Linked DNA regions of Mus musculus: regions 2 and 3 are each linked to region 1. A link is a loop called in an ENCODE intact Hi-C map of the cell type or tissue named here. Cell type or tissue: left cerebral cortex. All regions are shown on one strand. Each heading gives the region's core, and the rest is flanking DNA. Links, peaks and the distances in the headings are about the cores only. Region 1 holds the start of Miat (myocardial infarction associated transcript (non-protein coding)). Region 2 overlaps Tpst2 (protein-tyrosine sulfotransferase 2). Region 3 holds the start of Tpst2 (protein-tyrosine sulfotransferase 2).

Region 1 (10,382 bases), core at 1,763-6,762:
TCCCATTTGTGAGTCAATTCATGTCTCTCCTGGTCTGCGGGTCCCAGTAGGCGGAGGTTTGTCTGCTGCGGCCCTCATGTGCCAGGGGGGCAAGTGCTAAGTAGAGCCACCTTCACTAAGCTCCTGGTCTTCTTGGCTCAGGATGGACACATAGTGGGGAAACTTGGCAGTGCTGGGGACAATCCACTGTCCCTGTGGGGGATGTTCTTTGTCACAGAACCCTGTGACTCCCTGCTCCTGGCTTTCTCTTGGTCTGTGCCTGGGGCCAGTAAGGAGTCTAGGCATATGGACGCTTCCTTCAGCTTATCCAAAGGGCAGTGGGTAGATACCTGACTCCCTGGACCTCACTGGCCAAGCCAGGTGTGCCCCACAGTGCCTCTTATGAAGAGGCGGGGATAGAAGACACAGGGCAGGGGAAGGGTACAGGTCTAGATTAGTGTGCCCACTTTATTCTCAAGTGCATCTTGTGGAAGTCTGATGGTGCCTCTTCCTGTTGCCCTGACAACCAGCACTCAACAGGAGTTGGCTGGGGTCATTTTCAAGAAAGGCAGACAGGGGACAATGGCTTAGTACCTTGGGCAGGGAAGGGGGTGTCTACTCATGGACCCTTGGGGCTCAAGGTAGCTGTGTCTATTAACATCTCCCAGGAGACGGGATCCGCGGGCAGCCATGGTGATGCTGCTGGTCATGTCCACTTATCATCCCTACTCAGGTGATGAGCTGAGGGGTCAGAGTTAGAGGAGTGAGGGGGTGGGAGGGATTCCCACCCTCACTACCAGGCTGTGTGCAATCCCACAGAAGCTGCGAGAACGTGCCATGTAGAGGGGTGGACAGCGCAGGATGCTACACTCCGTTTTGTTTTCAGCAAATAAACAAAAGGTGGTAAAAGATCCACAGAAGAATGAACTCATGACGGAGAATCAGGGACAGAGGTCATCCAAGCAACCCTAGACTGGCTTGGGGGTCTGCTGGACACTGGCTTCGCTCTCTTCTTAATCAGCTGGACTTTGGGTTCCCCCCTTCTTACATTAGCTTGATGTTGTGTGTGCCCCCTTACATCAGCAACATTGTGTCCGCCCCCTTCTTTCCATCATCTGGTCATTGAGCCTGCTCCCTTCTTTTGGACATTGGATCCGCCCCTTTCTTATATCACTTGAACATTGGATCCAACCCTTCTTATGTCATCTGGACATTGGGCCTGCCTCTTCTTACATCATCTGGACATTGGATCCACCCCTTTCTTACATCATTCTTACATCATTCCGTTTCCATCTCACTTAGAGTCTATCAGTGCTGAGCAATCTATGCCACATGGAGCCCACAGCCTCCCATAATGGTGTGCACTGTTGTTCTCCACCCTACTCATGTTTCCAGACACTGCTGATATTTGAAAGAACTAAGATGGGTGCAGAAGTAAGGCACCTGCCTTCAGTCTTTTCCCTAGAGAGATTTTGAAAACTGTACTGGTAGAGGATTCAAGAACATGGTAGGAGAAAGATGGCTGATAGCTCATCTTCATGGTCAGGGTCAGCTTGTTTGGATTTGGAGTCACCTGGGAGACACACCTCTGGATGTGCCTGTGACGATGTTTCCAGAAAGGTTCAACTGAGGAGGGAAGACCCACCCTGTATGTGGGCAGCTCCATCCTGTGGGCTGGGTACTGGGACTGACTAAAAAGAGGAAAGTGAGTTGAGCCCTGAGTGCCTGACTGCAGATGCAGAGTGACAAACTACCCCATATTTCTGTAGCCATACCTTTTCTACCATGCTGGACTGCACTCTCAGACCACCCAAATAAACCCTTCCTTTCTTAAGTTGGTCTTGTCCGGTCTTCCATTATAGCAAGGAGATGAGTAGCTGATATGAATGGTTTGGAATTCTCAGAGAAGAACGAGGCCACCAATGTGCTCCGTCCCAGTTCACTGCCGAGCTCTGTGACCTTTTGGCTTGTATCTTGGGCAGGTCAGGAGGGGAAGCCAAGGTCAGCTGCTCTGTTCTAGGAATCGGGACCAAGCACTTGGCTTTCTAACCAGCCTGTGTGAGAGGAGCATCCCTGACAGGGAAGTATCCGAGGCAGTGTTGGTGCTCCCAGTTATCCTGTGTTGTTGGCCTCCAGCTGGCACATTGGACATGTGAATCATCGAGAGAAGGATGTGAAGATGACAGAACCTGGAAGCATGAGTTCAAATCTCACATGGGTCCCTCACGGAGGCTGTGTGCAGCCCTCCCCGTCCCCTCCTCTCCCCCCTCCTCCTCCTCCCCACCTCTGTATGTGAGCAGTGAGGGCATGCCAGGGAGATCTCATGCTGGCAAGCTTGACCTCAACTGAGTTCCACCCCCTGGATTTACATGGTGGGAGGTGAGAGAGCCCATTCTGTTGTCCTCTGAGGCCCACTGTGGACGGCGTGCCCACCCAATCATACTAAATAAGTGTTTTAATTTATTTAAAAAAAAAAAGAAATGAAAGGTGGGTTTGTGAGATGGCTCAGTGGTTAAGAGCACTGACTGGTCTTCCAGAGGTCCTGAGTTCAAATCCCAGCGACCACATGGTGGCTCACAACCATCTGTAATGAGAAACAAATAAAAAAAAAAAAAAACCTATGGGCTGGAAAGAGCAGGGGCCGGAAGGAGCCGAGCCAGAGCAAGAGGGAGAAAGGGAAGGGGGAAAAAAGAAAAAAAAAAGTTTAACAAACAAACAAAACAAAACAAACAAAATCCCAAAAGGTGAGCTAGCTTATTGAAGAGAACAGCTTGGGGCCCAAGGGCCATCTTATGCTGGGTGCCTCTCCCCTACTTAACCCGCTGACTGGAAGAGAATAGAGAACCAGTTTGGGGAAACACCCATGCCCATACGGCCACATCTGGTCAAGGGCGTGATCCGAGCTGAAATTTAAGCTGAGGACTAGTAGGTGGAATGTTCTAGCACAGGGGTTCCTCAACTGGAAGAGGCACTGGTGGTCCCATTTCACAAGTTTTGATCCAGCGGCACTATATTGGGGCTTAGAAGATGACAATTACATCATGGTCTCAAAGGTGTGGATGGCGCTGGTCTGGAGCATCACAGAACCAAGGTTTTTAGCGACTCTTTAGCATCCCTGTAAAGCTCGTGATGGTGCCAAGGAGTGCAGGCAGAGCAGATGCCAAAATTAGAGACCTCTGCCACAGACTTGGGTTCGAATCTTGCCGCCGCCCTGACCAGGACTCTTCCTAACAGAGTTCCTCGGCAACCACGCCCCGGCCCTGAGAGCCAAGCACGGATACCGGGTCCTCTTCTGGGATTCTAGGCAGTGCTTCTCGCTTAGGCGCCAGGTCCGCGATCGCGCCTCCGACCGTCGCGCGCCTCTCCACTGGCCAGCGTTGCTATGGCAGCGCCGCAGGGGGGGGATGCTGAGGCTGAGGCTCGCAGTAGCCCCTTTGTGAGGCGCGGGAGAGATGTGCACCCCACATCTCTTTGCTTGAGTCCTGGTCCGCAAGATGGGTGCTTGTTCGTGTGCCCCACCCCACCCCCACGCCCGAGGCCGGGTGCGGCAACTCCGCCCGCCAGCCGCTCCTGCATTAAAATTTCATGGGCGCTGCAGTAAACGCGAAGACGACGCCGGTTGCGCTGGGGGGCCGTAGGGAGGGAGGCTGCGGACCAGAGCGGGGAGGAGTTTGCGAGGGGAGGCGCTTGGGAGGACTCCCCCAGTTCTGTTAAGAGCTGGGCACAAAGAGCCCTTTGCACTCCAGCCGCAGGAGCGAGGAGGAGCCGAGGTAAGCCGGGGTCGCCATTCTCACTCCCCGCCGTGCGCACCTGATCCTCGGGAGGGCAACGGGGTGGGGGTGGGGTGTCCCACAGTCCCAGGGCAATGGTGGCCCGCGCTGAGTGGGTGACGGGGCTCCAAACCCGCAATGACCAGATGTGAGGGTCCAGTGGATGGACCATGGGGATGGAAACACAGAGGATGCTCAGGGTCTGGTAGTCACGGTCTGAGGGGGAACAAAGACCCTTCCCTTCCCCCACAGCTAGATGCACATGGGCGTGGGGACTCCGGTACAACACCAACCCACAAGGTTAGCAGGTAACTCTCTGGGATAGGGACTGCGCCCAGGCATGGAGGGTGGGGTAGCGGGTGGTTTCTCTGACTCCCTTCCTCCACACGCCCAGCCCTTACCATTCCTCCACTTATGGGCCTTATCCCAGACCTGGGGCGTCCAGCGCAGCCTCAAACCCAGGGCATCTCTGCACTCTCATCGCGACGTCGCTCTGGATGCTGTTTGCATATCCTTGGGGAGTCACTGCTTTGGCACAACAGTCCTGCGAGGTGGTAAGAACCCATTTTAAAGACGAGAAAAAGGAGGTCCAGAGAGGTTTAGCGGCCTGTCCAAGGTCACTCAGCCAAAGATTTTTGAGTTTGACACGACGGACTCTGAAGCCCACATGGCATCTCTAAAACGGTGTGGGGGTGACCCTAGAACTCACTAGCTCGGTTTCTCAACCCTCCTGGGCTCTGAGACACTACTCTCTGCAGAAGCTGGGGGTTTGAGAGGGAAAGGTCTAGACCTCTTTCATCTAGGACGCGAACGAGATTATTTCTTGGACAGAGGGATTCCGGGGACCCCTGCCTCCCCACTCTCGTCCCAGTCTCCCGAGCACAGGCCTCCAGGCGTCGGGGATCGCTGGCGCTCACACCCCACTGCGGAGAGGAGTCGCGCCAGGAAAACGCCCCCACCTGCTGCAGGGAGGGGCTAAGGGATCGAGGGCAGAGAGAGAACTTGCTGGAAGCTGGAAGCCGGTTTGTTTTTCTCGGCGCCAGCGTTGCGCTGAGCTGGGCGCAGCCTTGCTGCCTCCCCAGAGCGCTCTTTCCAGGAGGCGTCTCCGGGTGTGGAGTGCGACGGGCAAGGATGAGTAACCCCACACTCCCGGGGCTCCCCTCAAGTGAGCCAATGTCCCGCCACGTGGCCCCGCGCTGCGTCAGCACATCTAGGGCGGGGCTGCACATCTGGAGGTGCTCAGAATCGCTCCTGATCCTGGAGCGGGGATTGGGGGTGGAATGGGGGTTGGGGGGAGGGTGTCCCCTGGGCCAGAGAACTGCCCCCAACCCCAGCTTCAGAAGCGGGGCAAATGGGTTCCTGGCGCTACCCCATCTGCTCCATGCTGTGAGAAAACACTGAACTCACCCTACCCTATTGAAAGAATTCTGGGTTAACAACTTTAACTTCTGCACACCCTAAATCTGTCTTTTTATATCCTTTGCGGTTGAGAATGGGTCTGAGGTCTGCCCTACGCTGACCTTGCAGAAAATTTAGCCTACCATCTTCTCACCCCATAACGGTGTGTGTGTGTGTGTGTGTGTGTGTGTGTGTGTGTGTGTGTGTTGGTGTACATTTGACATTTTCAGCGTCCCAAAGAGCTTTTCCAGTCGGTTGAAGACAATCTCTTTTAACATCCATAGAAAAATGAGTGTTGGTCAGGCATGGTCCTTGCAGTCTCAGGGTTTGGTGGTGTGAGGCAGGAGGATGGCAAGATTGAGAATAGCCTAGGCTACCAAAGTGCGTTTTAAGGCAGTCAGGGCTGTATAGTGAGGCCCTGTGTAAGAAACAAAAAGAGAGAGGGAGAAAGAGGGCAGAAGGGATGAATATAGGGAAGGAGGGAGACCATGCAAAAGCTAGGCTGGCTGCTCACCCCTGTCATCTTGAGATGACATCAACACTTGGGAAGCTGAGACAGGAGTTTTTTGTTGTTTTGTTTTGTTTTGTTTTGTTTTTTGGTAGGATCTTACTATGTTTCCAGGATGGCCTGGAACTCACAGAGTTCTGCATCTGCCTTCTAAGCACTGGGATTAAAAGAATGCTTATAATCACCCACTGTACCTGGGTAAGGATTATACATTTAAGGCCAACCTGGGCTACATCATGGCACTCTACCTCAATTTTTAAAATTTATAATTTTGGTACATTTCCCCCCCTTGAAATCCACCTTCCTAAATTTAATAAGAGCAAGAATTGTGCAGCTTTGGAAAAGACAGAAATAAGAGAAAACTAAATTTTCACAAAGCGCTAGGCTCACTGTGGTGGTAGGGCTTCACGGGAGACTTCCCTCCTGCTGCCTCCTCCGCCCCCCGCCCCATCAACCTATTCTGTGGTAGATTGCTTTCCCCTGGCCCAGCCCACACCAAAACCTCCTCAAATTTACTCATTGGAGTTGTGGTAGAGAGAGAGAGGGCTGAGAGCATAGGTCTCTGTGTCAATCCTACCTGCCATATCAAAGTCAGGCTCTTTCCAGCCTCAGTTTCTTCAGCTGTAGAGTGGGGCCATGTTCTTGGGGGTGGAGGGCTGTTGGCTGTGAACCAGGGTCAGCCACCTTATTGAGGGCAGACCCTGTAACACACTTGCTGGGCCAGCTCACTCGTGTGGTACCTGTCTTAGTCTGGCTGTGTGCCTCTGGACAGTGCTACCCTTCTGGGTGACCTTCTGCTGTTGGGACAGTACGCCTCTGGGGCACCCGGCCTTTTGTGCAGGTTCAATGGGCCGGTGAATAGCTTGCGGCTCAGGCCTCTGTTCCCAGGGGACCCTCACCCCCGCTTTTGAGGCCTGGCTCATTTGTCCCTCTGAGAAACAATAGTCAGGGTTCTGAGGCACCAGCTGGCTGAGGGTGACATCTGTCTCTCATTCTTTTCTGCACTGATGGGGCAGGTGTCCCCTCTTCCTCTTGGTGCCAGGTGGCCCCTCTGGAGGAGCCAAGGGGAATGAGAGTTTTGACCATGTGTCCCTGAGGCATAGGAGACAATAAAAACAAACCCCAGCTTATCCCGGTGTAAGGAAGATAAATTGTGCAAAGCTGGGAGCTGGGTGGAGGAGTTCACAGTCATCCTAGCAAGTTCTAGGCCAGTCTGGGCTACACGGGATCCTTTCTCTCTCTCTCTCTCTCTCTCTCTCTCTCTCTCTCTCTCTCTCTCTCTCTCCCTCTAAGAGGGAAAAAAGAAAAAAAAAAACCTTGCACTTAGATATCAATGGGGCGAGAAAATAGAGACAAAGGTCACATCCATCAATTTAGACCGTAGTCAGGTTTCAAACCTGGATCTAACCTGTTCCTCTGAGTGACACGCTGCCACCTGTCCCTTAAAGTGCCACCTGTCCCTTAAAAGGGACTTAACGAGTCGTTTGGGGGCTATGAATGCAGCTGCAGTAAGCTGACCCTGACGCACGTTAAATGTTCGGATGTCTGCAGCGTCTGTGGGTCTTTCTCATCCCCCTTCTGTATCCAGAGCCCCAGTTTCCTCTATAGAATGGGGACCACAACCCAGATGGTTTTAGCTGGCTTCCCTTCTCCTGCCTTTTGCTTTTCTCTGGCCCCAATGTGTCCTCTTCTGTGCTCTGTCTCCTGCCCGAGTGCTCAAGTGCCCTGCCGATCTTGACACTTGCATTCCTGGGGGTTCTGGAGCTCTGAGCACCAGAGCCTCCTGAAACAGTTTGTGCCAGCGGCTCTTGTCTGCCTCCGAGACGTGAGCAGAGATTTTATCCCCAGGTCGGGCAGAAAGAGCAACTCCAGGGACCTCAAGAGGAGCCCTCCGCCATCTCCCTGGCAGCTCTTCACTGTTACAAGAATGGAATCATGTGATTTCTTGGGCGGTGTGAGTGTGCTGTATAGTCAACCACCACACCACCTAGTCGATGGTATGAGTGTTGATGGCCTGTCCTGTCACCTCACGTAACACTCATAGTGAAAACAATGCCACACTCATTCCATGGACAGGGGACTGAGGCTCAGCTCAGCACTTGGGAGACTGAGAAAGGACCACCTCAAGTTTGAGGGGAGTCTGAGTTAGAGGCCAGCTTGGGCTACACAGTAGGACCCTGTCTCAAAAAAGAAAGACAAATCCAAGGTGCAAAGTCATGATGGGTTTCTCTGGGCTCCGTGCCTGTGCCCTTCTCAGGGCTCTCTGAGGAGCTCTGTTGTGGTGATGCCAAGGTTTGGCTGGTCCTGGATACCCACCTTTCATTCCTGTCTTTCTCTCTGTGATAGCTGGAATTCCGTCTGTTCTCATCACACGGACATGGCTGATCTGTCTCAGTGGTACCTGGGGGCAAAGCAGGGAGCCGGGCGGTGGAGGCCAACATTGTTACCAAGTTGGCTCTGTCTCAACACAGGGACTGAGCCTTCTGAGCCTCAAGGTAGGAGAGATCTATGTCTCATGGGTGTTAGTCTTTTGCCCAAGTTTCCAAAGGGGCTCCTGGTCTTGGCTTTTGGGGGGTGGGGCAGAGCCACCAGCCAGGTCCACAGTCCTCACAGCTTCTGACCATGAGCTTCCTAGCTCTGGTCTTTTCATCATGCATACATATTTTTTGTAGAAAACAATCCCCACAGATGTGTGATTAGCTTGTTTTTTAAATTAGGGTACAAAATAATGTGCTTGGCACAGGTAGAGTGTTCACCGAGCATTCAGAAAGCCTGGGGTTTTAAGCCCCAGCACAACAGGAGCCGGATGTGGTACCTCCAGCCTGCAATCCCAGAAGTTCAAAGTTAACCCTGGCTACATTGTGAGCTTGAAGCCAGCCCAGGCTATTTGAGGCTCTGTCTCAAAACAAGCAAGCAATAGACAAACAGTAAGAAGTCAAAAACCAGGGGCTAGAGGGATGGCTCAGTGATTCAGAGCACCGGCTGCTTTTGCAGAGGATCTGGGTTTGATTTGTAGCACCCAGATGGTGGCTTGCCACTGTCTCTAACTTCATTTTCAGGAGATCTGACCCTCCCTCCCTCTTCTGACCTTCTTAGACACTGAACACACAGGGTACACAGACATACATGCAGGCAAAACACTCATACTCATAAACGTGTTTAAAAGTTTAAAAACAACCCAAAAGCAAAAGAAATGCCTGAGTGTCTCTTGCCTATGGGTCCCCTCCTAGGCTCAGCCTTCAGATGGCCAGTGGCTGTGACCCCGCTGTAGATCAGGAGTGTGCCCCTTGGTCCTGCTCTTTCTCAGTAACCCAGCCCTTTCTTGTACAGCTTAAACACAGTGCCACACTCCTGTTTCAAGGGTACAGCCCAGAGATTTTGATTACAGTCACCAGGCCCTGCAGTTCTGTTTAATGACATTGTTGCATGTCAATTGCTCCCATGAGATTGCCCAAGCCTGGGAATCCATTCCTATTCCACACCAAGCCAAGGTGACCCATAAGATACTTTGTATTACTCCTCATTGTCCTTTTCTGGACATTTTGTATAAACTTTGGCCACACCCACTACTCATCTTCTTAGGGGAGAGAGAGAGAGAGAGAGAGAGAGAGAGAGAGAGAGAGAGAGAGAATAGCAATCTCACCATTCAATCCAGGCTGGCCTTGAACTCATGACCCTCCTGTCTCAACCTCCCTAAAGCTGGGATTCCAGAAGTGCACCACCACACCCAGTTCTGGGTCTGGCTTTTCTTAGCACGGCCTGTGTGGTTTGTCCAGGGTCTGTCAATCACCAGATCCTTTTTACAGCCCAGTTGATGCCACTGTGTGGTGGTACATCTCATCTGTTCCTTTGGGATTTTAATTTGACCCATATTTCCTACCTGGGGTGTGTCTCCATCAGGGTTGTATGATGGCTGAGTATAAACGCAGCCTGTGTTTCTGCTGAGGGGCTGCACTGGCTGGTTTTGTGTGTCACCTTGACACAAGCTGGAGTTGTCACAGAGAAAGGAGACTCTGTTGAGGAAATGCCTCCATGAGATCCAGCTGTAAGGCATTTTCTCAATTAGTGATCAATGGGGGAGGTCCTAGCCCATTGTGGGTGGAGCCATCCCTGGGCTGGTGGTACTGAGTTCTATAAGAAAGCAAGCTGAGCTGAGCTGAGCCCGGCAGTGGTGGTGCACGCTTTTAATCCCAGCACTTGGGAGGCAGAGGTAGGCGGATCTCTGAGTTCCACCAGCCAGGTCTACAGAGTGAGTTCCAGGACAGCCAGGCAGGGCTAAACAGAGAAACCCTGTCTTGAAAAACCAAAAAAACAAAAAACAAAACAAAACAAAAAAAAAACAGGCTGAGCAAGCCATGAAGAGCAAGCCAGTAAGCAGCACCCCTCCATGGCCTCTGCATCAGCTCCTGCCTCCAGGTTTCTGCCCTGTGTGAGTTCCTGTCCTGACTTCCTTTGGTGATGAACAGCAATGTGGAAGTGTAAGCTGAATAAACCCTTTCCTCCCCAACTTGCTTCTTGGTCATGATGTTTTATGTAGGAATAGAAACCCTGTCTAAGACACGGGCCTGGGTTTCTGGATTCAAGTCACCAATTAATTGGCTAAGTTTCCAGAATAACGGCTCAGAGTCACAGGTGATGTGCCTGTGGGGTTGGAGAGCCACAGCCTCACCCTAGTTTTTATTGCTCCCAAACCCACAGCTTTCTCTCTACACTATGAGACTGAATCA
Region 2 (10,382 bases), core at 2,179-7,178, 92 kb before region 1:
TATGGTCACGTGAATGAAAGCATCTAAGAACTGATACAGAGAGCTGAGGGCGGGCAGTGGGGCCAGGGTTGGGGGTGGGGGCGGGAACGGCAGGCAAGTTGTAACTCATAGCTGCCGGGAGGAGAACGAAGAAGGGAAGAGGCATGGTGGTGTGGGAGAGCCAGTGTGGAGGTCGGCCACGAGCAGGCAGGGGGCCTTCAGCGCATGAGCAAGGGATCCCAGTACAGGAAAGTTGAAAGCATACTTGTGTTGGGAAAGAATATCCCTGCGTGTGAACCAAGTGAAAGTAAACCAGGAAGGCAGTGACCCCAAGTTGGCAGACAAGCACACGCAAGCTGCAAGGGTACTTCCGTTCCGTTCCATTCCATTCTGACACACGTGCTATCGTGCTATCAGGTGACTCATCCCGTTGGTAGGAGCTCAGCGTCATTCTGATGGGATTGGCACATCATAAACCACACCAAGAGGAAGCTTATGACCAGCAAGTATCAAAAAATGCCTGGTATTTGGGGTTTGACATAAACTACAAGAGTGTCCCAAGATGGGGCTGGGAGCACGGACTATGGAATACTGGACCTTGGGCAAGCTAGCCATCTTTGATCAAAACAAAACAAACAAACAAACAAACAAACAAAAACTTCTCACACTTAGGCTGTGACCAGAATCCAAGTGGAAAAGACTAGAAAGGAAAAGAAAGCAGGTGACACACACCTTTAATCTCAGCACTGGGGGAGGCAGAGGTGGTTGGATCTCAGTGAAACCTGGCCCAGATTTCCAGGACATCCAGGGGTAAGTAATGAGACCTTGTTGAGAGAGAGGGAGAGGGAGAAGGAGGAGAGGAGGAGGAAGAGGAGGAGGAGAACAACAACAAAAAGGAATAGTTATACCCTTCTGCGTCAGAACTCTGGATGTTCTGGGAATGTACATTAGTTTAAGGTGAGCACCTTTAAGCAGTTCCTTGATTTGCCCCCACTAGGCTAACCCTTAAGGGAGGAGACAAAAGCATGGGCCCCACTTAGAGCAGTGGTTCTCAGCTCATGTCATGATCCCTTTGGCAAGCCTCTTATCTCCAAAAATGTTTACATTACGATTTGTAGCAGTAGCAAAATTGCAGTGAGGAAGTAGCAATAAAAACAATTTTATGGTTGGGTGTCACCACAACATGAGGAACTGTATTAAAGGGTCGCAGCCTTAGGAAGGTTGAGAACCATGGCCCTAGAGGCATCTCTAATGAGTCTGTCTGTGGTTGAGAGAAATCTGGACAGGAACTTCAGGCAGGAACCATAGAGGAATGCTGCTTATTGAATGCTCTGGCTCATTCAAAGGCTCGTGTTTATACAGCCCAGAAACATCTGCCATGGTACGGGGTCCTCCTGCATCCAGTAATGCTACAATCAAACAAATGAGGCTTATCCTAAGTACTGCCATTTTGTTTTCAGACTCCATTTTGGTCCCAAGGTGAAATGAAGTTCAGATTCCCAGACTCTAAGGGGAACTCTCCCTTTGGCTAGCCAATTTCCTCATTCTTTTTCCATACCACCAAGCATAATGATTTGTCCCTAACCATGAACAAATGGTTCTGACTGTCACTTGGCACAGATGTTTGTGGACCTTGGGCTTTAAAACTCCGTAACATTCTGGCATGAGGACGCAGTTCAGCTCCCGAGTCTGTTCTGAGTCTGTTCTGTGGCCCTGACTGACCAGTAGCAGCCGGAGTACAAGATTTATTAAGACGGATGTTTGAAGATGCAGCCAGCTCCCAAGTCTGTGCTGTTGTCCCTGATGGGTCAATTTTTGCTCCCTAAGTAAAATAAAGATCTTGCTTTGCTGGAGTCTTTTGACGTCTTGGATTTCTTTTGGATTTTCAGATGCCAACAGTAACAATCAAGACCATTCTGAATAGGTATGCCCACAGGCCAGTCTGATCTGGATAATTCATCAAAACTTCCCTTTCACATGACTATGTCAACTTAGCAACTAAAGCCAACTAGGATATTTAGAACTGGCTGGTAGATTCATTCATTCATTCATTCATTCATTCATTCACTAATCCTTTTAAAATGTACTGAGTTCCTAGAAGCTGGACCCAAACAGTATACTAAGCAACATGGTTGAAGGGTTTGCAGGGAACATTAAGAGGGACACCAAAACAGATCGCTTGTTAGTAACAAGTTCATTAGAAAAGCTAATGGACAGACAGAGAGTAGCATGGTAGAGGCTCTGAGGAGAGTTCAGGGTTCCAGTACCAGAGGCAGACAGTAAGGCAAAGGTTTCCTGTAGAGGACTCAGAACCCACATGGGAGAAATAGGGATCTGTCTTTATACTTTTTTGAGGATGCAGAGATTTCAGAGACATGAGCCTGGCTATCCTCAAATCCCAAGGCTAGTGTATTGGGATATAATATATATATTATAGATATGGAATTAATTGGGATGACTTACAGGCTGCAGTCCAACTAACCCAACATCGTTGGGCAGCTGTGAATGGAAAGAGTCTAGTAGCTGCTCAGTACCACAAGGCTGAGTGTCTCAGCTGGTCTGCTCTATACGCTGGAATCCTGAAGAAGTAGGGAGTCCAATGGATGTGTGGGCAAAGGGAGTGTAAGCAGACAAAGAATGAATTCTCCTTCCTCCATTGTCCTTTTATAGGCCTCCAGCAGAAGGTGTGGCCCAGACTGAAGGTGTGTGCTGATCCCGAATAAGAGCGTGTGTCATCCCACCTCAAGATCTGCATCAAAAGCATGGTCTTCCAGTCTCAAGATCCAGATGGAAGGCATGTTGTCTTCCTGCCTCAAGATGGGGATCACAGGTGTTCCCCCCCCCCCGATTTCTGGATTGTAGTTCATTCTAGACACAGTCAAGTTGACAACCGAGAAAAGCCATAGCCATCACAGCTAGTTTTTTCCTTCCTTCCCTCCTTCCTTCCTTCCTTCCTTCCTTCCTTCCTTCCTTCCTTCCTTCCTTCCTTCCTCCCTCCCTCCCTCCCTCCCTCCCTCCCTCCTCCCTCCCTCCTCCCTCCTTCCTTTCTTCTTTCTTCTTTCTTTCTTTCTTTCTTTCTTTCTTTCTTTCTTTCTTTCTTTCTGAGAAGTGACAGGAGATTGGATGGATATGAGACCCTGGAACTTAAGCCAGCGACTTCACTCTACATGGAAGGCCCCCAACCTCAAAGGTTGTTGCTATGCCCTTTTCTCATCAAGGTTTCTCAGTTCAAGGTCGGATGGAAGCGTCACATGCCTTTAATCCCAGCACTTGGCAGGCAAAGGCAAGAGGATCTCTGAGCTTGAGACCAGCCTGGTCTACAGAGTGAGTTTCAGGACAGCTAGGGTTTCACAGCCTGTTGCCTAAAACGCTGTCTGGAACCAACCCCTGCCCAAAGATGTCTCAGTTCGAATGCTAGCCTTGGAACTTAGGGACATCCAGACCTGTGTCTAGATTCCCAGGGAGGTACTCACACTTGTAGCTGTCTCAGATGGGGGTTATAAACAACAAGGCTCATCAGGAGTATGACAGGGCCCTCAGACACTCATGGTTCATCCCTCCCGCCCCCATCCATGGAAGAGGGCAAATGTTTGCAGTGTGCAGCAAGTTGAAGAACAGAACCAGGCCTGAACCCAGCAATGCAGGAGATCAGCTTCAAGATATCCACTTTCTTCTCTAAGATAACACAGAGTGCTTCCATTGCCACCCCACTACCCATGCTCCTGACCACTCCCCGTGCAGTTTCTGCATCCACTCAAAAGATGGTGTTGGGTGTGGGGAGCCTGGCTCAGTTACAACTTTAAATAGGCTGGTACCATAGAAACAATCCTTAGGTGGCAATTTTAAGGCTGATATATTTAAAGTCTAGCACATGTACTTTTTCTTAGGACAGTGGTGACATTATGCCGTGGCACAGGTCCCGTTCCTATTCTGAAGTCTGTTACAAAAATAGACACGATGTACTGAACTTGGCAGGATTGGAAACCCAGATGGGCTGAGATCAGCAAACCTGTTTTCCCTTAAAATGCTCTGCGCACGGTTTGTCTCTCAGGAGGCCCTGTGCTATAGAGAGCTGGCTTGCCTGATGAGATCTTCAAAGCCAGGACTCTCAGAGGCACCCGTGGTGTGGGGGAGGGGCTGGAGACACAGCTCAGCACTTACAGCAGCACTTATTTCTCTTGCCCAGGACCTGGGTTCGGTTCCCAGCACCCACACAGTGGCTTACAACTGTCTGGAAGTCCAGTTCCAGAGGCAGCTCCACTGCCCTCTTCTGCCTCCCTGAGCACCAGGTATGCGTGTGGGTCCGCAGACATGCATGTGGGCAAAACAGCCATGCATATAAAAATAAAAATATTTAGAAAAAAAACCTTAAAGCACACAGGTGTGCTGGGGAAGTAGCTGGATAGGTAAAAGTTTGCCTCAAAGCCTGAGGACCTAAGCCAGGTGTGGTGGTGCTCACTTTAAGTCCCAGCGATTGGGAGACAGGCAGGCAGATCTCTGAGTTGGAAGCCAGCCTGGTCTACAGAGTGGGGTGAAGGCAGGCACATTTAATCTCAGCCCTGGGTAGGCAGAGACAGCTGAGTCCCTCAGGCTTGCTTACCAGCCGATCTAGCCTCCTGGGCCAGTTCCAGGCCAACAAGAACTAGTTCAACAACTAGTGGGCAGTACCAAAGGAACGACCTGCAGTCTCTGCCTAGTCAGTGCATTTCTTATGATGAGCGTGTCTGAGGGGTTGCCCCGTGTCTGTCTGCCTGCCCCTCTATAAGTGACTCTCCCCTCCCCACTCTGTGTTTTCTTCTATCTCTTCACGGAGGGAGGACTTCAGGTAAACTGAAGCAGAAGACTGCAGGCTCATTTTGAGAAATTGCCAGGGCTGGAGAGATGGCTCAGTGGTTAAGAGCACTGACTCCTCTTCCAGAGGTCCTGAGTTCGATTCCCAGTGACCACATGGTGGCTCACAACCATCTTGTAATGGGATCTAATGCCCTCTGCTGAAACATCTGTTCAGGGAAGCCTGGACACTATGGGAAGCCTGGTTATCTTAGACCGCCATGTGGTAAGGAAGCTCGGCTATGAGTGTAGAGACCACCTACTAGGTATTCAGGAAGCCTCCGGGCACTCTGGCTAGGAATGAGGAAACTTCTGGAAGGCAAGACTGTCAGTGTCTGCCACGGAGCTTTACTCAAAACCAAAGGTGCCACAAAGATAGCTCTCTGCACACAGCCCAGCGGGAGGCACGGGGAAGATCTGAGTGTTTTCTGCTGCCAAGCCATGAGCCTCCTGTGCCCCTAGGAGTGTCCATCCTTGGAGACAGGGGCTCCGTTTTGGATACATATAGGAAGGGGTTTTTGATGTTGTCTCCTGGCTGGCTGGCTTAGAGCTAAGGTTTGGCATCAATTCACAGAGATCCCCTGCCTCTGCCTCCTGAGTGCTGGGATCAAAGATGTGAGCCACTGCCCCCAGGTGGAAGAGGCCGTGGTGGTTTATTCATGCTCAGCCCAGGGAGTGGCACTATTAGAAGGTGTAGCTCTGTTGGAGTAGGTGTGGCCCTGTTGGAGTAGATGTGGCCTTGTTGGAGTGGGTGTGGCCTTGTTGGAGGAGTGGTCCTGTTGGAGTAGGTGTGGCCTTTCTGGAGTAGGTGTGTCACACTGTGGACATGGGTTTTAAGATCCTCACCCTAGTTGCCTGGAAGCCAGTCTTCTGCTAGCCGCCTTCAGATGAAGATGTAGAACTCTCAGCTCCTCCTGCACCATGCCTGCATGGATGCTGCCATGTTCCTGCCTTGATGATAATGGACTGAACCTCTGAACCTGTAAGCCAGCCCCAATTAAATGTTCTTTATAAGACTTGCCATGGTCATGGTCTCTGTTCACAGCAGTAAAACCCTAACCAAGACAGACGGGTTAGTATTGTGTGTTATATGGTGTGTGTGTGTGTGTGTGTGTGTGTGTGTGTGTGATGCATGCACAGATGTGTGGGTGCAAATGACCATGTACTCCGGAAGGCTCCTGGAGAGCTGCTGGTCAGTCCACAATGGAAGCCCAGGCTCCGGTTCTGATGTCAGTTAACATGGCGGTGACGGGGAGGCCATGAGAGCATGCGTACTCTCCATATTATTGCCTTGAGGTAAGTTCTCATTGAACCTGAAGTTCACTCTGTCAGTGGGACTGGCTAGCCACCAAGTTCTCAAGATCCACGTGTCACTGTGACCAGCACAAGGACTGCCACCACCTCAGGGTTGGGACTACAGGCACATACATCCATGCCCAGATTTGTGAGGGCCAGGGATTCAAACTCAGGTCCTGGAGATTACAGAGTGGGCTTCTTACTCATTGTCAGGGTTCTCTAGAGGAGTGGAGCCAACAGGATGAATAGATACAGCAAAAGAACTTACTTACTAAGTCAGCTTATGTTACAATAATAACAACCACCGTCTCACACTTGAGACCGGACAACCCGGCAGTCGCCCAGTCCCTGAGCCGGTACCTACCTCCGCCATCTCATCTGCTTCCAATACTCCGGAAGGCTCCTGGAGAGCTGCTGGTCAGTCCACAATGGAAGCCCAGGCTCCGGTTCTGATGTCAGTTAACATGGCGGTGACGGGGAGGCCATGAGAGCAGAAGGCAGATGATTTTCATTTCCTTATCTCTCTTCATTGAGACGTGGATCTTGAGAACTTGGTGGCTGCCGGAGGGTGCCATCCACAATTAAGATTGGTCCTCCCATGTCAACCAAGGCAACCAGGACAGTTCTGCAGGGGAGACTCGATACTCTAGTTTGGGGCAAGTTAAAATTAACCATTGGATCTCCCTAGTCATCTGTGCAGTAGCCCAGGAAGGCTTGGTGTGTATGCTAGGGGCAGGACCTGATGCATACTAGGTAAGTACTATCACTGAGCCCCAAGAATCAAGAATATCAGCTCAAGAATGAATATATATAAACACACACACACACATTAAACTTGAGATTGGAGTCCCACTATGTAGTCCAGGCTGGTCTCAAATTCAGAGATCCATCTGTCTCTGCCCCCTTGCGTGCTGGGATTAAAGTCATGAATCAACAGTCCAGGTTTGTCTTGCCTTTTCAGACAGAATCTCACCATGTAGCCAAGGCTGGCCTTGAACTTGTGATCTTCCTGCCTAATACCCTCTGAGTATTAGGACTGCAGATGTGTGTCATACCCAGCTTTGAGAATTTTGTTTAACTTTTAAATTTATTCTCTCTCTCCCTTCCTCCCTCTCCCTCCACCCTCTGTGCTGTATTCATTCATGTACGTGCATGCACTAGTGTGTGTATATGTGTGTGTGTGTGTGTGTGTGTGTGTGTGTGTGTGTGAGAGAGAGAGAGAGAGAGAGAGAGAGAGAGGTCAACTTGAAGGAGTTAGCTGGTTCTCCTCTTCCACCAAGTGGGTTCCTGGGATGAACATCACCCTGCTGTGTGGCAAGTGTCTCTTGTGAGGTGCTGGTCTCCAAGCCAAAGTGCAGCCATCTGCAAGAGAGCAGCTGTGTATGCTCACACGATCACCATACCCGGGCTTGTTGACCGTGGACTTTCCCTCAGAGTGGGAAGTCACTGGGCCCCTCCCAAGCATTGTCTGAGATCTTGTCCTAACTGTACTTGGCCCAGGGCCCCAAGGAGGGGCTGGATAAAGGCAGGAAAGACTAAGGGAAGCTTACTATCCATACGTGTGAGGACTTCCCACTGTCTGCTCCGAGGCACTCACACTGCTGCCAGTAGCCCCTCCCCCATGCTTCTTATGTTTTGGTTCCCAGGGTGCACTGTGGTGGGATCCTGGTTTGTCAGGATGGGGGGGGGCACTGTTCACACCTCCCCCAGGAAGGAATCTTACCCACAGACCCCCTCTCACTAGCTTTCAAAAACGGAAATTACTAAGCTCTCCAGAGGAGCTGACGGCACAGGCTGTCAACAATAACAGTAGCAGTTGATTAAAAACTCTGTAACCACGGGCAGGTGCCCAGCCACTGCTGTGACCCCTCCTGTGACTGGATGTCAGGCGCACGGGTGTGAACCTTGAGGAGGATGCATGGAAGCTCTTTTACTTCTAACGTGTGTGGAGATCAGAGCACAGCAGGGTAGAGTCTTCTTTCAACTTTTCATGGATCCCAGGGATCAAACCCTCCCTGGCCTTTGTACTTTGAATCTCCTCTCCATGACTTAACAATGCTTCATATAGTAGAACATTGTGGAAAACATACTCTCGTGTATGAAGGATGAGTTTGGAACCTCTGCACCCATGTAAAGCCATGTGTGGCTGTGTGTATCCCACACATGCCAGAGCCCACAAACCCATACACAGAATTAAACATTAAAAAGATATAAACTTTTCAAGACAGGGTTTCAGATTGTCTAGCCTGGCTTTCAATATGGTACACCGTGCTTGGCTCACCTGACCAGAAGCAGGCCGAGCAGTCAACAGTTTTCTTAGGTATTAGTCACACTTGGCTGATCCTGTAAATGCCCAACAGAGGCTGCAGGGGCAGGCTTCATGGATGTGTATGCAAATATACATGAAAGCCAGGAATGCCTGGTATCAGCAGGGCAGGGGTCATGTGAAAGGAGGCACGCCAGGCTAACTGTGGATGTCACTGAACGAACAGAAAAATCTCAGAAGCCACAGGCAAAGGTGCTTGCTGCCGAGTCTGACTACCTGAATTCAGTCCCTGGCTCTGCACGTGGTGAAGACTCCCACAAGCTGTCTTCTGATCTCTACACATAGTATGTAGTACATGTGTGCCAACACACCTCAGAGGCCTGGCTACCTCTCACTAGTTGGAAGAAGAGTCAGACGCTGTGACACAGGAACATCGGCCCTGTCACCCTTGATCGTTGTTAGTAATTGCCTGAGGTTGAGTGTAGAGGCACCTGGGAGATCGCCTGACCAGAGCTCTGGATGTCTGCAGGGACTTTTTCAGACACACTCAGGCGAGCTATAAAATAGAGACTAGCCCTGCATGTGGGCAGCAGCATCCCACAGCTGGGGGTCAGACTCAAGAGGAAGGGCGACCAGTTGAGCCCTGGGACTCCCTTTCTAGCTTCACTGCCCACTGTGACTTGAAGTCTGTTGCATGCGTCCTGCCACGATGGGAACTATGGGCCAACATAAATCTGCCGTTGCTTATGTCAGGCATGGGAGCAACACAAAATCAGTCTGCCTCTAAAATCTATACCCCAAGGACTCTGCAAGCCATGGCCTCCCTAAGCCTCATGGCTGCTCCCAGGAAGCCAGGCAAAGCTTCTGAGCTCTTATGAAGTTGTTCTTGGCCCAGCTGGTTACAGAGCATCTAGAGACCACCCAGCAGGCCCGGGACTAAAAGAAAATGGGTCTTTGGCATTTCCAGAGAGATCGTCTGGTACATTTTCCCTCAGAGAAGTGTCTACAAGGTCTGCAAGAAAAACCATGTAAGAAGGGAGCCCCAGGCCAAACCCTTCAGAGGGCAGAGCCAGCCTCAGGCCACATGCTTCGAGGGGCTGGTGGATATGATCTGTCAAGTCGGCTTGCTTCATCTTCAAAGAAAGCCGGCTGTCTGACCCCGCTCGTCCTTGTTGTCATTCATCCTCATGGAGAGAATTACCCACATGCACACAAACTTTACCCCCTCAGTGATCCTTCGGGACTCTGCCTGTGAGCCTCGCTTTTTCCTTTACTGTGGGGATGACGGGAGCCCAGCGGTGGCTGCAGGAGTGGCGTCGCCATGTTCTACAGTGCCACCAGTTCCCACTTGTGAGGAAGAGAAGAAAGCTACTCACTCGTGTGAAGTAAGGCACAGACAGCAGCCTGTCTACTTTATTCAAATAATTAATTTCTTTTCTCTGTGAAACTGAGTAGGACTAGAGCAAGGAGAGCCCATATATTAAACTCTTAAATAGATCCTTTGAGTTCAACGTCCAGTCAAGGAGAGGCACGGGTCTCCGGTCTTGTCCCAGGAGATGAGGTCACCAAGGGGTCTGTCCGTTAGGGAAGATAGCAAATTCAATTCTTTAAAAAAAAAGTTCCCAAGGAGAGAAAAATTAGAAAATCTCCAAGTTTCTGAAGCGGAAGTAGTCTCTCCCTCCTTAGTGTTGTCCTGGAGCGGAGGTTCCAAGCCCGCTTTGGCCGAGATGTATGAATGCTCCAACCCGGCAGGCCCCGCCCGGCGTGACTGAGAGCAAGCCATGTGCTTGGGTTAGTCCAGCTTCCGTGTGCAGGTCGAGGACTGAGGCGTCTGAGCCCTGCAGGGACTGAGAAGGGGGAGGTGGTGTCAGTGCAGGCGACACTGGAATAGAGTTTCTGCTTGTTTATTTTATTTGTTTTTTGAGTCAAGGTCTTGCTGACTAACACTGGCTGTACTAGAACTCCATATGTAGACCAGGCTGGCCTAGAACTCACAGAGATCCGGCCTACT
Region 3 (10,382 bases), core at 2,052-7,051, 48 kb before region 1:
CCAAGTCAGACTCCTGGGGCCAGTCCTGAATGTAACACTGGGGTCAGTTTGGGGGTGATAGGGATCAGGACAGCCCAAGACACCTGCCCGGAGCCTCAGGAATTCAGTTTGGAACTGTAAGTTTCCTCTACAAATGTCTGAATGCCAGTTCAATTAAAACCAGAATAGCAGCCAGGCTCAGTGACACAGGCCTGTTGTCCTAATTCCTAGGAGGCTGACGCAGGAAGACTGAAAGTTCAAAGCCAGCCTGGACTACAGAGAGAGTTCTAGGCCAGTTTAGGCAGCTTAGTAAGACCTCATCTCAAAATGAACCAGGAGTAGACCTCCGTTGTAGTTCAATGGGAGAGAGCCTGTCCAGCATGCATAGAAATCCTAGGTTCAAAGCCAGCTGGCCAACCTAGAACAGCCACATCACCAGGGAGCTAAACAAAACCCGCAGGCAGTGAATCCCTTCTCTAGCAGGAAGAACAGGCCCAGAAGGGGAAGCGCCTTGCCCAATACCACAGCCATCCGGAGGGAACTGGGGCTTGCAAGCCTCCAGGACTTCACAAGGCGAGAACCCTGTGTCTGTCCACCCTGCCATTCAGGAGGAAGTGAGATAGGCAGATACAAATGTGCACAAGAGTGGCTAATACTTGTAACCACTGAGCCCAGGGGCTCATGTGCCGGGCCTTACCAAGGGAAATGAGAGAGGAAGGTCCGTAACCGATGAGGATAGCCTTGGCCTCAAATCTGTCTCCAACCTGGCAGCTGCATGACCCTATAGTCCCGACAGCAGCAACCACTGAGGCCTCTGTGCTCTGTGCCTCCTCTGCCGTCAGGAGAACCGAGTTAAGGGCTGTAAGCATCTAGGCCAATGGCTGGCACTCAGTGGGCCTTGCACTGTTCAGCCAGGTTTGTAATCACTGAGGTTTGCAAAGGGCAAACTGGACTGCTGATGACATCATGCCCCCTCCTATCCCCAGGAGGTAGCAGCTACTTGTACTCTGCAAACTCAGCCCAGGGGTAGCAAGAAGCAGCAACAGCTCCAGGCCTGGCTTCCAAGCAGAGCCGGTGATACTAAGAGAGGTGGTGCCAGCTCTCTGACCTTGCCATCTTTCTCCCACAAGCCAGCCTAGGTCAAGAGCCTGGCAAATGAGAGCATCCACTTGGCAGCCGGGCCACCAGCTGCCATCTCTCCAGCAATAATGTCTGTTCCCCCTTGTCCTCCACTGCAATTTCTCCAGCTTGGCCCAGCCCTTCAGCTATTTCAAATGACTCATGTGCCCATAATTCCTCCTCAGCCCGCGGCTTGGGATGGGGGAGAGGGGCATCCCAGACCTCTGCGGTATGTCTGACACTGGGCAGGCAGCAAGACATGGACGGTACGGGGCAAGTACAGACTTCCTCTCAGGGGAACTTCTGCGAGGTCGCTTGGCACGTCAAAGCCACCCAAACCGTACCTGAGCTCTCGAAAGATACACTTATGAAGCCACACGACTCACAGTCTAGCTACAAATACACCCACAATGCCCTGGAGGCTTTCTGGAGCTCAAGATGCCATACTGAGCTCTGAGGATGTACGTTCATTCCCCAGCAGGGACTCGAGGCCCAGGGAGCTCCCTTGATTCCTAGACTACTTTCTTCACCAAGGAACTTGTGGAGAACGGTGGAGCTACACTAAGTGCCGGGGGCTCTGTTTCCCCAGTTCTGTCACCAGCCACAGCCAGATGACACCATGCAGGACCTGTAGGGCAATGCTGTTTTAAACCCTGCAACAGGTAACTACCAGAAGCCTGGACTGACGTTCAGAAATCGGACTCCCTTCAAGAACGTAGCTCAAGGCTATGGAAATAGTTCACTGGGTAAGAGATCATGCTAGGCTAGCCTGCGGAACAGAGACTGGGTCTCTGCATGCCTGGAAAAGGCTGGGTGTGGTGGTACACAGCTTTGATTCCAGCAGTTAGGAGGCACGTGGATATCTGTCAGATGCAGGTCAACCAAAGGCTACACAGTATGGTCTTGTTTCAAAAAGAAAAAAAAAAAAATCTGAGTTCAGCAGCGTGTGCCTGCAATCCCCGAGTTGGAGTTATAAATTAGTCCCAGAGGCTCCCTGGCCGGCCATTCTAGGCAAAATGGCAAGTTCTGGGTTAAGCAAGAGACTGTGCCTCAAAAAACAAGATGAGGCTCGACAGAGAAAGGCATCCTACATCAACTGCCGGCCTCCCCAGACCCTACACGTGCACAGACACACACACCACCCACAATAATTATAAAAGGAGTTCAGTTCTATTGGAAGCTCGATCTCCTAGCTTGCCGGAGGCTCTGGGTTCCACCCCAGCACTGAATGCAGAAGGTGTCACGATGCACACCTGTATAGCACTCAGGAAGTGGAGGCAGGAGGAACAGAGGCTAAAGGTCATCTTCAGTTCCATAGTGACGTGAAGGCCAGCCCGAGTCACAGGAGACCCTGTCTCAATACACACTTTCTCGACGGAGCTTGCACACACACACACACACATGCACACATGAACGCGCACCCCCCCCCTCACTGTGGGAAGCACAGTGACTCTCTTTTATAACCTTACCTCCCCCAGCACAGGAAGAGGGTGGGCAGGTCCAGGCCCTAACCCCAACAGGTACTGAAGCTGTCAACCACAAATCTGCTCACCACTGCTGCTTACTAGCAGGTCCCAGGAACCGCCCGGATGACATGCAGGGTACCCCTCAGAGCACTAATGAACTAGGAAATCATTTATAACAAATGCATTGAAGCCAGGAAGACGCTGATGTTTCAGAAGAAACGAAACATATTCAGAATTTATGGGAAACCTCAAGCCAGGCAAGTGGCACAAGCCTCTAATTCCAGCACTCCGGGGCTGAAACCGGAGAGTCTGGGGTTCAAGGTCAGCTTGAGGTAGATAAGACTTGGTCACAAATATCATCATAACCATCACATTCCAGAGGCAGTAAAGTGGTAAGGCACTTTGGGAGTTTGGCAGCTCCTCAATAGGTTAAACTTTAAAGGGATCCTGAAATTTAGGCAAAACTGAAAAGAGAAATACAGTGTGTGTATTCCCAGCAACAATACTAATCACAGCCATAAAGGAACATCAACCCACTGTCCATCTACAAACCAATGGACTACACACACACACACACACACACACACACAATATCCACACTAGGAAATACTATGCACATGAGGAACCATACACAGAACCACCCAGAGCAGAGAAATCCATAGACAGATAGTAGTGTAGATGAAGGTGAGCCGGGGTCTGGGGAAAGAGGTTTGGGAGTTGAGGGTTAGGGACTGCTGCTTTGGGGGATGTACAAATGTTCTAAAAGTAGACGAGGATCAGTGCGTAATGTGAGCATCCTAAAACCCACCAACCACCTAAAGTTTACTTCCAAAAGAAGATTTATATGGTTAGTGGATCAGACCTTCAGAAAAAGTGTTACAAAAAAAAAAATCCTTAGATACGGTTTTTAAAACAAGATATGGTAAATGGAATGAGCCCAAGGCGAGGCAAGGCGGGTACAGCGGTTCACAAATAACTTAACAGCTTCTTCAGGGTAACGAAACAAACCCAGTTCTGTATGTCCGGAAACAGAGGCTGGAGAAAGGGCATGTCCCCAATACTAAGCCGGAGCCTCCCAGCCCGATCTGCCCCAATGCAGAAGCTGGGCCTAACTAACCATCGGGCATCCCTGCTAGAATGAAAGAAACAAGGGGTTGGGGAGGGCAAGGAACAGTATGAACACCGGGAGCAGTGGGTACAGGGGCAGCCACCTCTGGGGGGAGGGGGGAGGGTCACACGCTCGCTCGCGCGCACAAAACCCCGCGGGAGAGTTTCTGCCCCGTCCTAGCTGTGAGTCCCAGCGCCCGGGCACGTGACCCCAGGCCTCAGTTTCCCACGTGTGAAGCAGGAAGCAAGCAAAACAGGGCAGAGCAAGAGAGGTCTACGCGTTCTTAAGAACCACCGTGGGCCGCGACCTCCGCAAGTTAACTTCCCCGCGGCGCCGCGCGGGTGGGGCTCCAGGCCACGCGCGTCCTCCCGCGGCGACCAGGCCTGTCCGCGCCGCCCACCGTCCGGACCGCGCCACGCAGCCCTGACCTGGTACTGGCCGAGGCCGCTGCCACCTACCGTGCCCAAATCGGCGCCCGCGCAGACTCCGGCTCCCTGCCGGCCGCCAGGGAGGCGCCGCGAGGGGCGGGGCCGCGTGTCGTGACGCAAGGGGCGGAGCCACTCGTGATCACGCCCCTGTCGCCTAGTGCTTGACCACGCCCCCAACGTCTATCGCTAGAGCCGCGACACTCCAGGCTTGCCCAGAGGGTTGGGGGCGGGACCCAGATAGGCCCTGCCCACACGCACGGCCTCCGCCACTCCCCCTCCCCTAGCTTCCCCTCTAGCGCCATGACGCAAGGGGTGTGGCCAAGAGAGCCCGCCCCTTCCAGCGTTGCCCCGCCCTCATCTCCTCCCCGGGGGCGGAGCCCCTGCCGTTAGAGCTTGCTGCTCTGGCTCCTTTAACTACGCAGGGCGTTCCTCCTCTGCACGGCATCCTTGAGGGCGCAGCCACAAGCTGGCGTTCAGACGCTGAGCGGGATGGCTGTCCGTCAGCGCAGGGGTGTGCACTATAGGTACAGGATTGGGTCCCAGAAAGGAGCCAGCCCAAGGTGTGCAGAGCAAAGGAGAAGGTGTAGGCTAGCCTCTCGCTGCGTCCTCTATAGCCTCTGTTTACAGCGCGCGCGCGCGCGCACGAGTTGTGGTGTGTTTTACCATTTTAAAATACATTAGATGGCTCGTTTGGTAAAGACGCTTGCAATCCCCGAAACCCGTGCAGAGATGGAAGAGTAGAACCGGCTCCACAAAGTTGTCTCCGACCTCCACACGTGTGCCTTGACACACAGTAATAAAAATAAATATTGAAAATAAAATCCTGGTGTTTGCGAGATGGCTTAGTGGGTAAGAGCGCCTGCCTCTAAGTCTGACGACATGAGTTCGATGAGGGACCCACATCATACAAGGACGTACCCCTCCCACCCAAACAAATCCTTTGACCTTCCAGGGTGTTGTGAAACCGTATACCCCAAACCTGTACAAAACTAAATGAAATTCATTTTTATACTAGTTACAACTAACACAAATATCTCTACAGGCCAGACAAAGCAAGGCACACAGATATGTGTTTGTCATTCATTCATTCATTCATTCATTCATTCATGTAGTCTATAAAACAGTGCCTGCCCTGTGGGAGATGCTGGGCTGACAAAGTCCCCGTCTTGGTGAAGCCAGTTACCAAAAATGAAACCACACAACATAGCATTTACTGAGTGCATATTTGAGATTTTTTTTTTTTTTTTGTGACTAACGACACAGCTCTGGGAGTTTTATACTATTTATGGGTGAAGAAAGATCAAAGAGCAAGGTCTGCCTGAAGGGGACTTCTGCTCCGCTGAGGGCTTTCTCTGAGCTTTATGATTCCACAAGTAAGCTGGATTCCCCTCAACAAGCCTTCCCAGCAGGGTCTGGAACTGGCCAGGCAAGAGTAGGTTCCAAAACTAGTCCAGGGAGGAAAAAATGAGGTGCTTACCTCATGACCCAAAGCACAGGCAGGGTGGCCTGTGCAACTAGTCATGAAAAGAACATTAGTCACAGCAGGGCCCGGGGGGGGGGGGGGGGCAGGATCCAGAAAGGAGGAGGTCAGCCTGGGGCCTTGCTTGAAGACAGGTAGGCAGGATGTGGTGGAAGGGGAGGATGTGGCCTGGCTCCTGTGCACTGTGGAAAGGCATCTATCTCCACAGGATCCTGCTGAAATGGAGACAGGGTCCATGTTCATCAGGGAAGAGTATGGCTAGATAAGATTTCTGTAGAGACCCCCTTGGGGTGCTTTTAGGGAGGAACAAGCAGGTAAGGGCTTTGGCTCATCCCAGGGGTGGTTAAGCATCCCAGGGTAGGCAAAGGATGCAGAGGAAGGATTCTGCTTCCACAGATGCTAGGAAGGCAGGAGAGGCAGATCTGATGGGACAGCTGGAATGAGCATGCTCTCAGTCACCCACCCAGATTAGCAAACACGCAGATCTTAATCTGTCACCTCCTGGATCGATAGGACACCCCCTGACCCCCTTGTGGATCAGCCTGGGAATCTAATGTGACTTTGAAGGCAGGTGGGTGAACCAGTCATCAATGTCCCTGGCCTGGGACCTTCTGGGATGGGCATCTCCTTCATCAGCCTTCCGGCCTGCTTCCTTAAGCAGGTTCACAAGGCATGGCGGCTTAGGGGGTCTCCAGAGCATGCTTGTCAGAAGCATGGGATAGCGATGTAGCACCAAGCACGAAATTCTAAACTCTTCCTAGCACCGACCCTCCCCTGCTCCATCCCATCTCCCAACCCCCTGCCCCAGGTTATAGTGATGCTATAAATCAATGGCTATGCCTTCTTCAGATTCTTGCTGTACCTGAAGCTATCCAGAAGAGCATTCGGGGGCTGGGGATGTGGCTGAGAGGTAGAACCAGATGGATACTCTCAGGGCCCTAGAGTCCATCCCCAGAAGCACTGAGTTTGTTCTATCTGTTTGTTTGGGTTTTTTTGTTTGTTTGTTTTTGTTTTTTCTAAATAATTTCCATTGCTTGCTCACTCTTTCCAATAGCCTTCTGAGGTTTCTTATTATCACACTCATTCTACAGATGAGGAAAACAGAGGCTCAGTCAGGAAATGTGGTTTGAGGTCTACAGCTAGCTAATGTAAATTCAGGTCTCTCTCACACACACACACACACACCCCACCCCCCCACCCCCCCAGTGCTCTGGCAGCAGCAGGCAGCAGGCAGTGGGTTCCTTCTCTGTCAAGAAGCTTGTTCGGTTACCATTTCTTTTTGGATGGTTAGGCTTCAGGAAACACCCTTTGATCTCTGGCTCAAATGACTGGCTACCATGGCAACATGGCTCCAAACAAAGTGGTCATATCTGTTTTTGTCCTCTGTGTGTGTGTGTGTGTGTGTGTGTGTGTGTCCCAGAGCAACCTGAAGTGCTATGTTCTAGAATCCTAGTGGCCTCCTTTGAGACAAGGTGTCTCATTGGCTAGAAGCTACCAGCACAGCCTACAACACCCACATTTTCACATGACTTCTAGGCACTGAACTCAAGTCTGCATGCTTCATGCAAGTGCTTTGGTGACTGGTCTGCCTCTCCAATACTTTTATTATTATTATTATTATTATTATTATTATTATTATTATTATTTTAAACAGTCTCACTATGTAGCACAGGTTGGTCTTGAACTCATGGTCATTCTGCCTCTGCTTCCCAAGGATTAGACACACACCACCATCACCAGACTCAGATGCTCACCTCTTCAGAGCCTCCCTGGACACCACAGGACCATGTCTCTCTCTTAAACTCAGTTGCTGCATGCCCTTCGGTGCCTGATGCTGTCTGGGTTGTGGTCGATGACCTTGAACACTTCTAGGGCTAGTCCTTTCTACTGGGCAAGCAGCCCAGGTACTCAAGCCTGGAAGACGTGGGTTACCCCTGTCACCATGGAAAGAGCGCTCCATCAGAGAGACACTTTGTCTTCCCAAACACTTGGATCAAAGATTCAAGATCTTGGATCTAGTCGGGGGTTAGGGGCTCAGCTGAATTGCAGTTGTAAGACCAGTGTGAGGTACAGGACTCCAGGGCTTCTGGAGAAGCTTCTAGAAAGGTGGGCCTTGTAGTCACAAGCCTCTGCTTTCCTTTAGAGTCACCCCCAAGTCATGTTTTGAGTTGTGGTTGAAACTGGGTTTCAGTTTCAAAACACATGGTGGTTTCTCATGCATCAGCTCTGAAGTTCTTCCCCAGGTGGTCAGCGCCTCACATTTCCAGGACAGGGCAGAGTCAGGACCCAGGCAGGGCAGGGCTGACAAGGTCAGCCTGTAGGCTTACTCTGCTCACCCTGGCCAAGTGAGTTTTCTTTCCTTCTGCAGTGTTTACTTTGCTTAGAGTCTTTTGTACGCTTTGTTTTTCTTAGAGATTGTCTTATATGCTTGTAAATTTGCTAGCCAAACAATAAAAAAAAATACTGACTGTTAATCCCTCCTGGGTTTTTGTGTTTGTTTGGGCAAGTGTATGTATCTAATCTCAAGGATGCTAATTTGCCCAATTTTTTTTCACCTGTCAGTACCCTGGAGAAAATACAGATATCACTGAGCTGAGAGCAACTAGGAAGGAATTTGAAAATGAATCAAGCTGCTGAATTCTAATTTTCTGTCCTTCTCTCCCTCTCTTCCCCTTCTCTCCCCCTCCCTCCCTTCCCCCTTTCTCTCTCCCCAGTCTCACGAGGCCCAGGCTGACTCCAACTCCTTATATAGCAGAAGATAACTTTGAATATACGATCCTCCTGCCTCCACTTCCCAATTGTTGTGATTATAGGCATGTGGTACCACACCCAGTATTTTCTGTGAGGGAATCAAACCCAGGGATCCAAGCAGGCCAGGCAAGCATCGACCAACTGAGATGTGCCTCTAGCATCTGTTAGTCTTTTTCTAGGACTCATGAGTAATAACCACCATCGCGTAAATAAGATCAAACTCATCCTTTTAACAACTGCGGAGCAAAATTCCGAGCGACCAACCACCCAGCAAGCCGTTGAGTCAATTCCATGGGAATCTCCTTTCTCTTTTGTATGTGCTATCCTGCTATCAGCAGGACCTTGGAGCTAAGAGAGTGTGCCAGTCAAGTCCTTAAGGCTCATGACTGTAGGGCTCTGCTTCGAGATAGCACATCTTCAATCCCTCCACTCAGGAGGTGGAGGCAGGAGGATCAAAAGTTAAAAATAATCCTTGGCTACCCAAAAAATGCAAAGCCAGCCTGGACTATAATATCAAAAGGGAAACAGATGAAAAGATCTGCACTCATACATCATAGGAGGTCGAGTGTGGAGAACTAGGGAGGAAGACAGAAATGATGGTAGGAATTCACCAGCTCAGGGTGGGGATCTCCCGGAAGCTTGCCCTTAGAATCAGATCTGGGAGATTAGTGATGAGTTGCCAAGAACCATAGCTTTAGAATCTTGGGTTTGGAGGGACAGTCATGTTACTTCGAGGGGGGAGTAAGACCCAGAAGGAAGCCATTTACAGGACACCTCCCAGGGTCCAACAGAAGCGCAGGCCAGGCCCGCAATCCTGATTCACAAACAAGCCTGTCTTCTTGCCCAAGATGTTAGCCACTTTGTCAGGTAGAAGGAGAGAATCACAGAAGAGGAAGAGGCAGGATGCAGGTACCATAGCGCTAGACTGGAATAAGGTTAGGCAACATGGTAGCTCTGCTTTGGAGCCCCAGAAAGCCCAGACGAGGTGTTAGGAGACCCCACCTTCCTTATCACTCTCATCTCCTGCCAGCTCAGCCTCTAACCTGTCCCCACTTCTGCCCACACAACCACCAAGCCACTGCCCCCATCCCAGAATGCTTTGCTGCATTTACCACGATCTCCAGGCACCCACGCCCGTACTCGTGGCACAGCAAAGCTGCCCTGCACCCCCACCCTACCCCCCGCTGCCAGGAACAGCTGTGCAAGCTGGCCACTGCACAGAGTGTCGCTTCCACATGCAGACACCACAGCCCTCCACCAGTGGTTTCAAGCAGGCAACCAGAAGGTACACCTGTTTTCTTTTAATCATCGATATCTTGGTGCCATCTGGGCCGGCAGGGCTCTGCTGTTTGCTCTGCCTAGAATATAGCTTCCCCGCGCTTCACGCTTCACGAAGCAGGCTCGGGCTCCATCACTCGAGCCTCGTCTCCTGGAAGATATCCATAGCAACACCCTTCTCACCACAAGCGTCCGGCTAACGTCAGTCAATGCTAACTACAGATAAACGAGTCAATAGTGCCTGGTAGAGATTTCCGGAACACAGGGTTCTTTGGGTAGATTTATGGGCTGAATCGATTGCTCAAAAGTAACATTCTTTTGATCTTCATTGTTTAAAACAGGAACGCAGAAGAAGAAGAAAAAAATCTCAGCTGGTTTGTGCTTTTCTCCAACACTCGCTAATGACACACTGAGTCATGTCAGGAGCAAGCAGGCTGGTGTCAGGGGAGCTGACCTGCTGCTGAGGCTTAACACTCAGTATTTGATCTCTTCATGGGGCTACTTTCTGTCTACGATGCACCAGACTGAGTTTCTTCTTTGCCAGAATACTATAATAAAGGTTTATTTACCAATCAATGAGCCTATTTAAGGTGCCGAGTGCAAAAGCACACCCAGACCGCGTGCAAGCTGAGCAGAAAGTCATCTGGGCGCAGCAGAGAGGATGTGAATCTGATGTGCAAGACTCTGAAGCCAGAATGCCTGGATTTGGGTATGGGTGTTTGCTGTGTGATGTTAGGCAAGCCTGTTCCCGTCTCTGGGCCGGCTGGTATTCT

The links. Hi-C counts contacts between places; a loop is a spot of excess contacts. Peaks named below come from ENCODE experiments on the same cell type or tissue, not always from the same donor. Only the 100,000 strongest peaks of a DNase experiment are listed, where the experiment ranks them.
Region 2: a loop joins it to region 1, with 6 times the contacts of the local background. A loop is called at or near these places in 6 of 42 quality-filtered maps.
Region 3: a loop joins it to region 1, with 2.4 times the contacts of the local background. A loop is called at or near these places in 2 of 42 quality-filtered maps.

Annotation. Positions count from the first base shown.
Region 1 is chr5:112,221,976-112,232,357 of GRCm38, reverse strand. Miat (myocardial infarction associated transcript (non-protein coding)) reads left to right here and starts at 3,410. Exons shown (of 7, transcript NR_033657.1): 1 at 3,410-3,749; 2 at 4,002-4,057; 3 at 4,144-4,303; 4 at 8,002-8,150. In left cerebral cortex, for the core only: no CTCF peak of the experiment used is centred there; DNase peaks (open chromatin) are centred at 3,506, 4,283, 4,423 and 4,756; H3K4me3 peaks cover 3,525 bases; H3K27ac peaks cover 2,361 bases.
Region 2 is chr5:112,314,727-112,325,108 of GRCm38, reverse strand. It overlaps Tpst2 (protein-tyrosine sulfotransferase 2), which reads right to left. Exons shown (of 7, transcript NM_009419.5): 7 at 9,753-10,218. Among named protein-coding and RNA genes, the nearest start is that of Tfip11, 6.5 kb to the left of the region's middle. In left cerebral cortex, for the core only: no CTCF peak of the experiment used is centred there; DNase peaks (open chromatin) are centred at 2,625, 3,921 and 4,537; H3K27ac peaks cover 2,130 bases.
Region 3 is chr5:112,270,520-112,280,901 of GRCm38, reverse strand. Tpst2 (protein-tyrosine sulfotransferase 2) reads right to left here and starts at 4,157. Exons shown (of 7, transcript NM_009419.5): 1 at 4,131-4,157. Gm46941 (a long non-coding RNA gene) reads left to right here and starts at 9,450. Exons shown (of 2, transcript XR_001785046.1): 1 at 9,450-9,616; 2 at 9,951-10,181. In left cerebral cortex, for the core only: a CTCF peak has its summit at 4,131; DNase peaks (open chromatin) are centred at 3,648 and 4,359; H3K4me3 peaks cover 2,148 bases; H3K27ac peaks cover 1,484 bases.